2 separate regions of the Homo sapiens genome follow, and region 1 is linked to region 2. A link is an interaction called in ENCODE POLR2A ChIA-PET data of the cell type or tissue named here. Cell type or tissue: MCF 10A. All regions are shown on one strand. Each heading gives the region's core, and the rest is flanking DNA. Links, peaks and the distances in the headings are about the cores only.

What was found. Peaks named below come from ENCODE experiments on the same cell type or tissue, not always from the same donor. Only the 100,000 strongest peaks of a DNase experiment are listed, where the experiment ranks them.
Region 1: POLR2A ChIA-PET joins it to region 2 with 7 read pairs; 2 of 35 experiments call an interaction of 5 or more read pairs at or near these places.

The regions. Positions count from the first base shown.
Region 1 is chr10:46,070,350-46,074,738 of GRCh38, reverse strand. No RefSeq gene overlaps it. Among named protein-coding and RNA genes, the nearest start is that of MSMB, 26 kb to the right of the region's middle. In MCF 10A, for the core only: no CTCF peak of the experiment used is centred there; no DNase peak of the experiment used is centred there.
Region 2 is chr10:46,544,857-46,549,245 of GRCh38, reverse strand. GPRIN2 (G protein regulated inducer of neurite outgrowth 2) reads left to right here. Exons shown (of 3, transcript NM_001385282.1): 3 at 1-4,389. Among named protein-coding and RNA genes, the nearest start is that of GPRIN2, 9.6 kb to the left of the region's middle. In MCF 10A, for the core only: a CTCF peak has its summit at 4,062 (motif pointing right); DNase peaks (open chromatin) are centred at 2,325 and 4,035.

The DNA of each region.
Region 1 (4,389 bases), core at 180-4,179, 470 kb after region 2:
AGGGTGTGCCACAGCTGTTACTTGGGGCTTTCCTCATGTTATGTCCAAGCCAGCTTCAGCTCCCCTTCAATTGCATCCCCTAACAATCCTGAATTGCATTTCTGAATCTAGGACTAGTTTTTAAGGCCCTCCAACGTGGATACATGGTTTCTTTGCCATTGACCATTGACAAAAAGCTTTGAATTCAACTCTATTTTTCCCTCATTTGGTCACCTCAAGTAGTAAATTGAATCACTTTAAACTACTGGTTTTGTAGGTCAAAAACAAATATTTCATAACTTTCAGTGTAAAAAAAAATTACTCTTGAGCGACTCCAACACCTAGCAACCCCATAGCTGGCGCTAGCCCACTTGGCCAGCACTGTGGTTCGGCTGGCTCCCAGTTTTGTACAACCCCACTTCCATTTTGCTTTCCCAACTAATTATTTTATTATACTCTCTTTTGATGCCTGATAAACCCCTTCTTGTTCTTTTTCAGAATTATTCAGTCCACTATTGCTTATTTTTCAATGTTGGATTCAGCTTGTCTAGTACCAAAAGTACCTTGTTGGTCTTTTCCAGAAAGATTTATGGATCAACTTAAGAACAATTGACATCTTTATGATTTTGGATATTCCTATTCAAGAACAGAATATGCCTTTTGATTTAATCAAGTTATCTTTGTGTTCTTTATTAATTTTAATAAAATATTTATTGAAATATAATTCAAATACCATAAAATATGTCATTTATTTTGTTTCTTTATTTTATTTTTTTAGAGACAGTCTCACTCTGTTGTCCAGGCTGGAGAGCAGTGGCTCCATCATGGCTCACTGTAATATGGAACTCCTGGGCTCAAGTGACCCTCCTGCCTCAGCCTCCCCAGTAGCTGGGACTACACCACACCCAACTAATTTTGTAGTTTTCTGTAGAGATGGGATCTCGCTATATTGTCCCAGCACACACCACCACACCCAACTAATTTTGTAGTTTTCTGTAGGGATGGGATCTTGCTATATTGTCCTGGCTGGTCTTGAATTCCTGGTTTCAAGTGATCCTCCTGCCTTGGCCTCCCAAAATGCTGGGATTACAAGTATGAGCCACCATGCCTGGCCAAAAAATACCATTTTAAACTGTATATATCACTGCTTTATAGCATATTCACAGAGTTGTCTAACCATCATCACAACCAATGTTTGAACTGTTCATCATTTCAAAAAGTCACTCCATAACCTTTAGCTATCACCCCAGTCCCCTATTCCCCCATCTCCAAGCAACCACTAATCTACTTTGTGTCTCTATGAATTTATCTATTCTGGATAGCTTATCTAAAGGGAATTATATAATACATGGCCTTTTATGACTGGCTTCTTTCACTTAGCACAGTGTTTTCAAGGTTCAGCCATAGTGTAACAGATATCAATATTTCCTTCCTTTTTATAAAAAAGTTGTGGTAGGCCAGGCGCAGTGGTCATGTCTGTAATCCCAGCACTTTGGGAGGCCGATGTGGGCTGATCACCTGACGTCAGGAGTTTGAGACCAGCCTGGCCAACATGGTGAAACCCCATCTCTACTAAAAATACAAAAACATTAGCTGGGTGTGATGGTGCATGCCTGTAATCCCAGCTACTTGGGAGGCTGAGGTAGGAGAACCACTTGAACCCAGGTGGCGGAGGTTGCAGTGAGCCAAGATCGGGCCACTGCACTCCAGCCTAGGTGACAAGAGCAAGACTCCGTCTCAAAAAAAAAAAAAAAAAAAAAAGGAAAAAGCTGTGGTAAAATCACATACAAAATTTATCATCTTAACTATTTTTAAGTGTTTGTTTCAATAGTGGTAACTTTATTCACATTGATATGCAACAGATCTCTAGAACTTTTCCATCTTGCAAAAGTGAAACTCTGTGCTCACTGGACAGCTGTCCATTTCCTTCTCATTCCAGCCCCTGGCAACCACCCTTCTACTTTCCGTCTATGGATTTGACTACTTTAGATACCAAATAAGTGAAATCATACAGTGTTTGTCTTTCTGTGACTGACTTATTTCATTTAGTGCAATGCCTTTAAGGTTCATCAATGTCGTAGCATGTGACAGTATTTTCTTATTTTTTAAGGCTGAATAATGTTACAATTTTAATAATTATATATCATTATAATAACTGAATAATATTTACAACAATACAATTGCATTTTATGTATAAGTACATTTTAAAATCCATTAATGACATTTGGGTTGCTTTCACCTCTTGGCTATTGTGAATAATGCTGCAGCAAGCATGAGTGTGCAAATATTTCTTTGGGATCCTGCTTTCAATACTTTTGGGTATATACCCAAAAGGGGGATTGCTGGAATATATGGTAATTCTATTTTTATTTTTTTTAGGAACCTCCCTACCATTTTTCATAGCATCTGCGCCATTTTACATTCCCATTAACAAAGCACAAGGGTTCCAGTTTCTCTACATCCTTGCTAGCATTTGTTATTCTGTTTTTTTGATCCTAGACATCCTAACAGGTGTGAAGTGATGTCTCATTGTAGTTTTGATTTGCATTTCTTGAATGATTAGTGATGTTGAACATCTGTTCATAGGCCTGTTAGCTATTTGTATATCTTCACTGGAGAAATGTTTATTCAATCAATTGCCCATTTTTAAATTGGGTTATTTGTTTTTGTTGTAGTTGAGTTGTAAGAGTTCCTTATGTATTCTGGACATTAACCCTTCCTCAGATATGTGATTCACAAGTTTTTTTTTTTCCATTCCATAGGTTGCCTTTTCACTCTGCTCATTGTTTCCTTTGACAGAGAGACGTTTTTAAGTTTGATGTAGTCCCATTTATCTATTTTTGATTTTGTTGCCTGTACTTTTAGTATCACATTCAATAAATCATTGTCAAATCTCATCTTATGAAGTTTCCCCCTAGGTTTTCCTCTAAGAGTTTTATAGTTTTACATCTTAGCATTTAGCCTTTAATCCATTTCGAGTTATTTTTTTTTTTTTTTTTTTTGAGACGGAGTCTCGCTCTGTCGCCCAGGCCGGACTGCGGACTGCAGTGGCGCAATCTCGGCTCACTGCAAGCTCCGCTTTCCGGGTTCACGCCGTTCTCCTGCCTCAGCCTCCCGAGTAGCTGGGACTACAGGCGCCCGCCACCACGCCCGGCTAATTTTTTGTATTTTTAGTAGAGACGGGGTTTCACCTTGTTAGCCAGGATGGTCTCGATCTCCTGACCTCATGATCCACCCGCCTCGGCCTCCCAAAGTGTCGAGTTAATTTTTGTATATGAGGTTACAGGCATGAACCACCATTCCCCGCTATCAACTTTATTCTTTTTGCATGTGGATATAGTTTTCCCAACACCATTTGCTGAAGAGACTGTCCTTCTCCCATTGTGAGATGTTGGTGCCCTTGCTAAAGATCATTTGACCATATGTACAAGGGTTTATTTCTGGGCTCTCTATTCTGTTACATTGGTCTATATGTCTATCTTTATATCAGTACCACATTGTGGGTTTTTGGGGGTTTTTTTGAGACGGAGTCTCACTCTGTAAGCCCAGGCTGGAGGGCAACGGCACTATCTCAGCTCACTGCAACCTCCATCTCCAGCTTCAAGTGGTTCTAATGTCTTAGCCTCCCAAGTAGTTGTGACTGTAGCCACGAGCCATTATGCCTAGCTAATTTTTTTATTTTTTGTAGAAATGACCTTTTGCCATGTTGTCCAGGCTGGCCTTGAACTCCTGGGCTCAAGCAATCCTCCCACCTTGGCATACCAAAGTACTGGGATTACAAGTGTGAGTCAGCACATCCAGCTGCTATGTCGTCTTCTGTCTCCTCGTGTTTCTGGAGAGATATTCGTTGTCTCTGCCCATATAGTCCCTTTTGTATCCAGTGACTCTTTGCTGCTTCCTCGAGATCCCGGGACATAGGATTCCTTTAGAAAAGTGAGAGCCCTGGGGCTTTTGGTCTCATCTCCTGGATGCATCCCTCACTCATTCCTCTCTGGGATCCTTCCATGTCCAAAGGGGCCTCTGGAAAGAGAGGCTAAGATCCCCCTTTGCTGAGAATTCCAGCTTTCCCTCTGCTCTCCTTGGGATTCACAATCCTGCTTCCTTTCAGCACCACTGATCCTTCCCTGGAGCACTCTTCTCCCTTTGACTTTTTCTGAAAACTTTCTCATTCTCCTTAAAAATGAAAGCCAAGGAGCATTACTAGCTAGCTAGGCTTTCTGCCTTGCTTCCTGTCTCCCCAATGCACTAGAGCATCTGACTCCATGGCTGAATGAGAGGAAAGGAAAGAAAAAATTTGTGATAACTGAAAATGTTGCTGCCCATATACCTCTACCTTGCAGACCTCCAGAACAAACTCTTCCTATGGAATGATAAATGATGTGATGTGATGTGATAATGATGTGATAAACC
Region 2 (4,389 bases), core at 239-4,238:
CCTGAATATTGGCTGCCTCCAGACCACAGGACTGCAGCCTGGGGCTTCCGGCCCTACACAGCTGGGCTGTTTTCTTAAGGGCTTGATTTCCAAGGGCCACATCTCTGCACCTTCCGGGCTCTGAACTTTGAGACAGGGCTTTAGCACTGTGCAGAGGGGAGATCCTGAGTTTTCTGTAAAAAATGACCTTTTGTTCACTCCACCCTCAGAACTCTGCCATGTTGCCTCGTCAGACTCTTGGTGGCTTTATTTGAAATCAGTGCTGAGAAATAGTGAATTCTCGACATGAAATGTGAGGCCCCAGTGACAGGGACTGCCCAGGTCTTTAGGGAAGGGGACTGATGTTATCAGAGGCCTCCTGTGTGCCACATACTGTGCTTGTCCTGTCTTCACCTCTTCATCCTGGCAAGCCTTCATTTGGCAAGGCTGTAGCCGATGTGCCCCACGCTGGACAGCTTGAAGAGGTGGGACTGAGATCCAAAGCCAGGGCCAGCTGAGCCGTGGGTGTTGCCCTGTAGCATGTGCCCGGTCCAGTCAGTGCAGTCATGTATGAGGAGAATTTACTGAGCTCATACTCTGTGCTGGGTTCTGTGGATTCTGTGGTGAATGAGACAGAGGCTGCCCCTGCCCTGGCTGAGCTCATGGTGTGGGTTGGGGATGGCAGGGGAGGATGCTGACCATTACGGAGGGCTGCCAGGCTTCCAGGGTCATTGTGTCAGAGGCTGGCCTGAGGAAGGGGAGAATGGGTGGCCACCTGCCCTAATCTCAGTTACAAAGCCTAAAATTGCACTATTTTCACCTCATTCTGTCGGCTGAAGGATTTCTCCCCAGCTGGTGCAGTTTGTGGAAGGAGGGAGGGCAGGAATGGAGGGGGACAGGGCAGGAGTTTGCCCTGGCCCTGGGGTAGGGGCTGTGAGGCTGTGGGGGCTCGCTTGCCCACATGACCTGACCTAGGCTAGGCAGTGGGGGCCAGGGGCCTTGGAGAGACAGAAACATGGGCTTTGGCACAGTCTGACTTCATTGCCCAAAGATTTCTCGAGGCCTGTGAAGAATGGGAGTGGGCTTGTGTTCTTGTCCTGGGTCTTTGTCTTGAAGATCCTAAGATCCCGTGACACAGCCCCCCAATCCACCCGTGTGAGGGACCAGAGGGCTAGTGTGGGGTCATGGCCCACGACCTGGCCTGTTTCTGGAGCCTCTTCTGCACCTAGGAGCCCAGGACCCCCACAGTGGTGGCTTACTTTTCCCCATCCTCAAGGACCTGGTACTCATTGAGGTGGAAATGACTCATGCAACAGTTGGTGAATTTGTAAAGCAGGAGTGGCATTTCAACAGGCCACAAGGACAAAGTGACAAAGGCGTGCGTCAGGTCAGATGCCTCCTGAAGCCCAACGATGGACCATTCTCACCCGTAAACATGCCTTTCCCATATGCATAGGTGCACCCCTTGGGATTCTGGGGCTGTCAGTCCCTTTGTGTATGGTGCCAGGGCAGGCAGCTCACGTTCTGGGGAGTGACACATGGGTATATGCCATCTTCATGCCTGGCTCCCCATGGAGTCTCCAGGAACCCCAGCCTGTTAGGGCCACATGAGAGAGAACAAATGGCTGTGGGTGCATGGGGAGGGACCTTTCACACAGGGCCATAGCTAAGTAGGGTCTTGAGGATGCAGGGGTTAGACAGGTGGGTGGAGAGAGGGCAGGACCTGCCTGGCAGATGGAACAGCCTGGTCAGATACTTGGATGTGCCTGTCCTGCCTGGGCCATAATGAGTTTCTGCAGTGGCGGCTCATTTGGAGCGTTTGTTGGGTTGGGAGGTGACCAGGGGTCCCCATTGTGAAGATCCTGATGTAAATGAGGAAAGGAACTTTAAGGGAACTGTGGAAGGGGTTCTGAGGTGGGACCAGATTTCAGTTTAGAAATATCCATTTGGCTTCCAGTGGAGATGTGCCAGGTGACACCAAGGAGGGGCCTGTTTAGGGGCAATGGAGTGGGCAGCTGGGGGCTGGGTTCATACACGTGCACACACACGCATACACAGGCACACATGTGTGCAATGGATTTGGGGAGGAGGCATTTCAGGATGCTGAGGTTTCCAGTTTGAGCAAGAGGAGGGTGAGGCCACTACCTGGGTCAAGGTGAATGGCATGTTCAGCAGGTGCAGAAAGGGCCACCTGCCACAGGGTTTGGCTGGGACCAGTGAAACCTACTTCATGAAGAGACTTTCTTCTGTGTCACGTGCAGATTCTTATGCATTCACGCTGGCTGGGTGCCACTCTGTGCTACCTCCATGCTGCCCTGGCTTGCCAGGATGGCAGGCCGGGCTGGGCTCAGCCAAGCTCCCACTCACCTCATCGTCACTGAGATGAGTATTTGCAGAGCGGTGCTGAAATCCAACACCTGTGTCTTGGCTGGGGCCCCAGATGATTCTCCTGGCTAAACCACGATCCTTGTCTCCCTAGCCCAGTTGCACAGCTGCTGCTGACAGGTCTACCTGAAGTGACTGCAGCCTCATTTCTGATTGGAACTGGAGACCCCTCCCAACCCCCTTTGCTGTGCCCTCTCCTGGAACAGCCCTGATGCCTGCAGTGGTTTAGGGCCCCAGAGCATGGCCAGCGGTTTAGTTTACAGATCTCCTCCCCTTGGACTCTAGATTTCTGGCCAGACTTTCTGGGTCCCTTTCAGGCCCTGCTCTGGGAGGTGTTGGAGTTCACTGTTGATGTGTTTGTTTGGCTTTGAATTCAAAACAGATACAAATTTGGAGGTGAGAGCTTTGCCAGACCCCAGCAGGGATGGGGCATCGGTCCTGACTGGTCTTGTTTATTTTGTCCTGGTAAATTCTGTTCTTTGGAGCATAAACCCTGGAGTCCTAGAGCCCCTTGCCTCAGCAGGAATCCCCCCTCTGTCTGCTCCAGGGGCTCCCTGCTTCTGCCCACCTGCTCTCCTTCCATGGCATTCAGGACCCCCGACAGCTGAAGCCTCTCTTCATATAGCTTGTCCCCTCTGGGCCTGCCTGTCTTGTGTCCAGGACACAAGACACGCATCCCTTGTCTGGCCCCAGGCTGCCATCACTGTCACAAGAAACTCATAGAGTAGAGCTGGTCTGAGGTCACAGTGCTGGTGGTGGTGGAAAAGCAGGGATGGCCTGTTCCACTGTGATCTTACCTCCTGTGTCACCTGGATTGGGTCTCTGTCCCCTTAGACATGCTAGATCCTAACTTTACAAGGGCTGAAGGGGTCTTCTACACGCAGGTCCCAACACTTTGGGCTGGGGTTGGCCACCGTAGCTTAGTGGGCTAAAGCTGGAGTTTGAATCTGGATATATAGGATCCACACCTATAGCCATGTGATCTTGGGCAAGTTACAAGCCTTGATCATCTTCCTCATCTGTAAGATGGGGATGACAATGGTGCCTCCTTCACATGCTTGGTGTGGAGATTAAATAGAATAACCCAAGTAGTGCCTGGCACTGAGTTAGTGCTCAGCACACAGGCTGGTAGTGTTGGGCACCCCTCTCATAGCCACATTCAGGGGCCACCTCTTACCCTGCCAGCTTGGCTGTGATCACAGCCCACATCCCACTTCCTTAAAAGTCCCTTGTTCAGAGCCTCTTTCCAGGTTCCTCGCCCCACAGCTTTGCACCCTGCCTGGGACTTGGCCCTCTGGCTGGGGCTTCTGAAAATGTAGTTCCCAGAGTGCATTGAGGAGGGCTACCCTAGCCCTCACCACTCATCTTGGGCTGGGTTCCCCAGAAGCTTCTGCTGAGATGAGGATGCTGGAGTTATTAGGGAGGGGAGAGCAAGTTAAGGGAGGGGCAGAAGGCAAGGCAGGGTGTGATTTCAGTCCAAGTCAGACCCTAAAGGGGAGCCCTGGATGCAGTCCCACCTCAGAGTAAGGACTACCCAGGGGTGAAGATGTAGCCTCCAGGCACTTCTGCTCTCTGGCAGGCAGGCTAGGAAGCTCTAGGAGCCCCAGGGTAGGTTTCTGCTGGAGTCGTAGGGCCTATTTTGGGGGAAGTTGTGCACAGAAACCACCAGAGGGAGTCACAGGCATCTGGGGGTGCACCCATTGACATTTGCATCCATGTCATGCCAAGCTTGTAGCCCACAAATGCCCAACCCTTTTCTCCATGCATTGCTCTGTCTCAGTTTTGTTCACGCCAAGCAGCCTTGGTTAGTTAAATGCAGAGCTTGGCATTTGCCCATGTTAAATTCCTTCTCCTTTTTCATTCTGGCCTGGCCTGGTTTTGCCATCTGAAGCTATGACAAGTCCTTTATCAGTTTTCATCCAACTTGTCAGGCAGGGCAGGGCTGGTATGAAGCCCAGGACATATCACTGGGACATCCCATAGGTCTGTGAGATTCCCAGGTCCCTCCAAATCCACACGGTCATC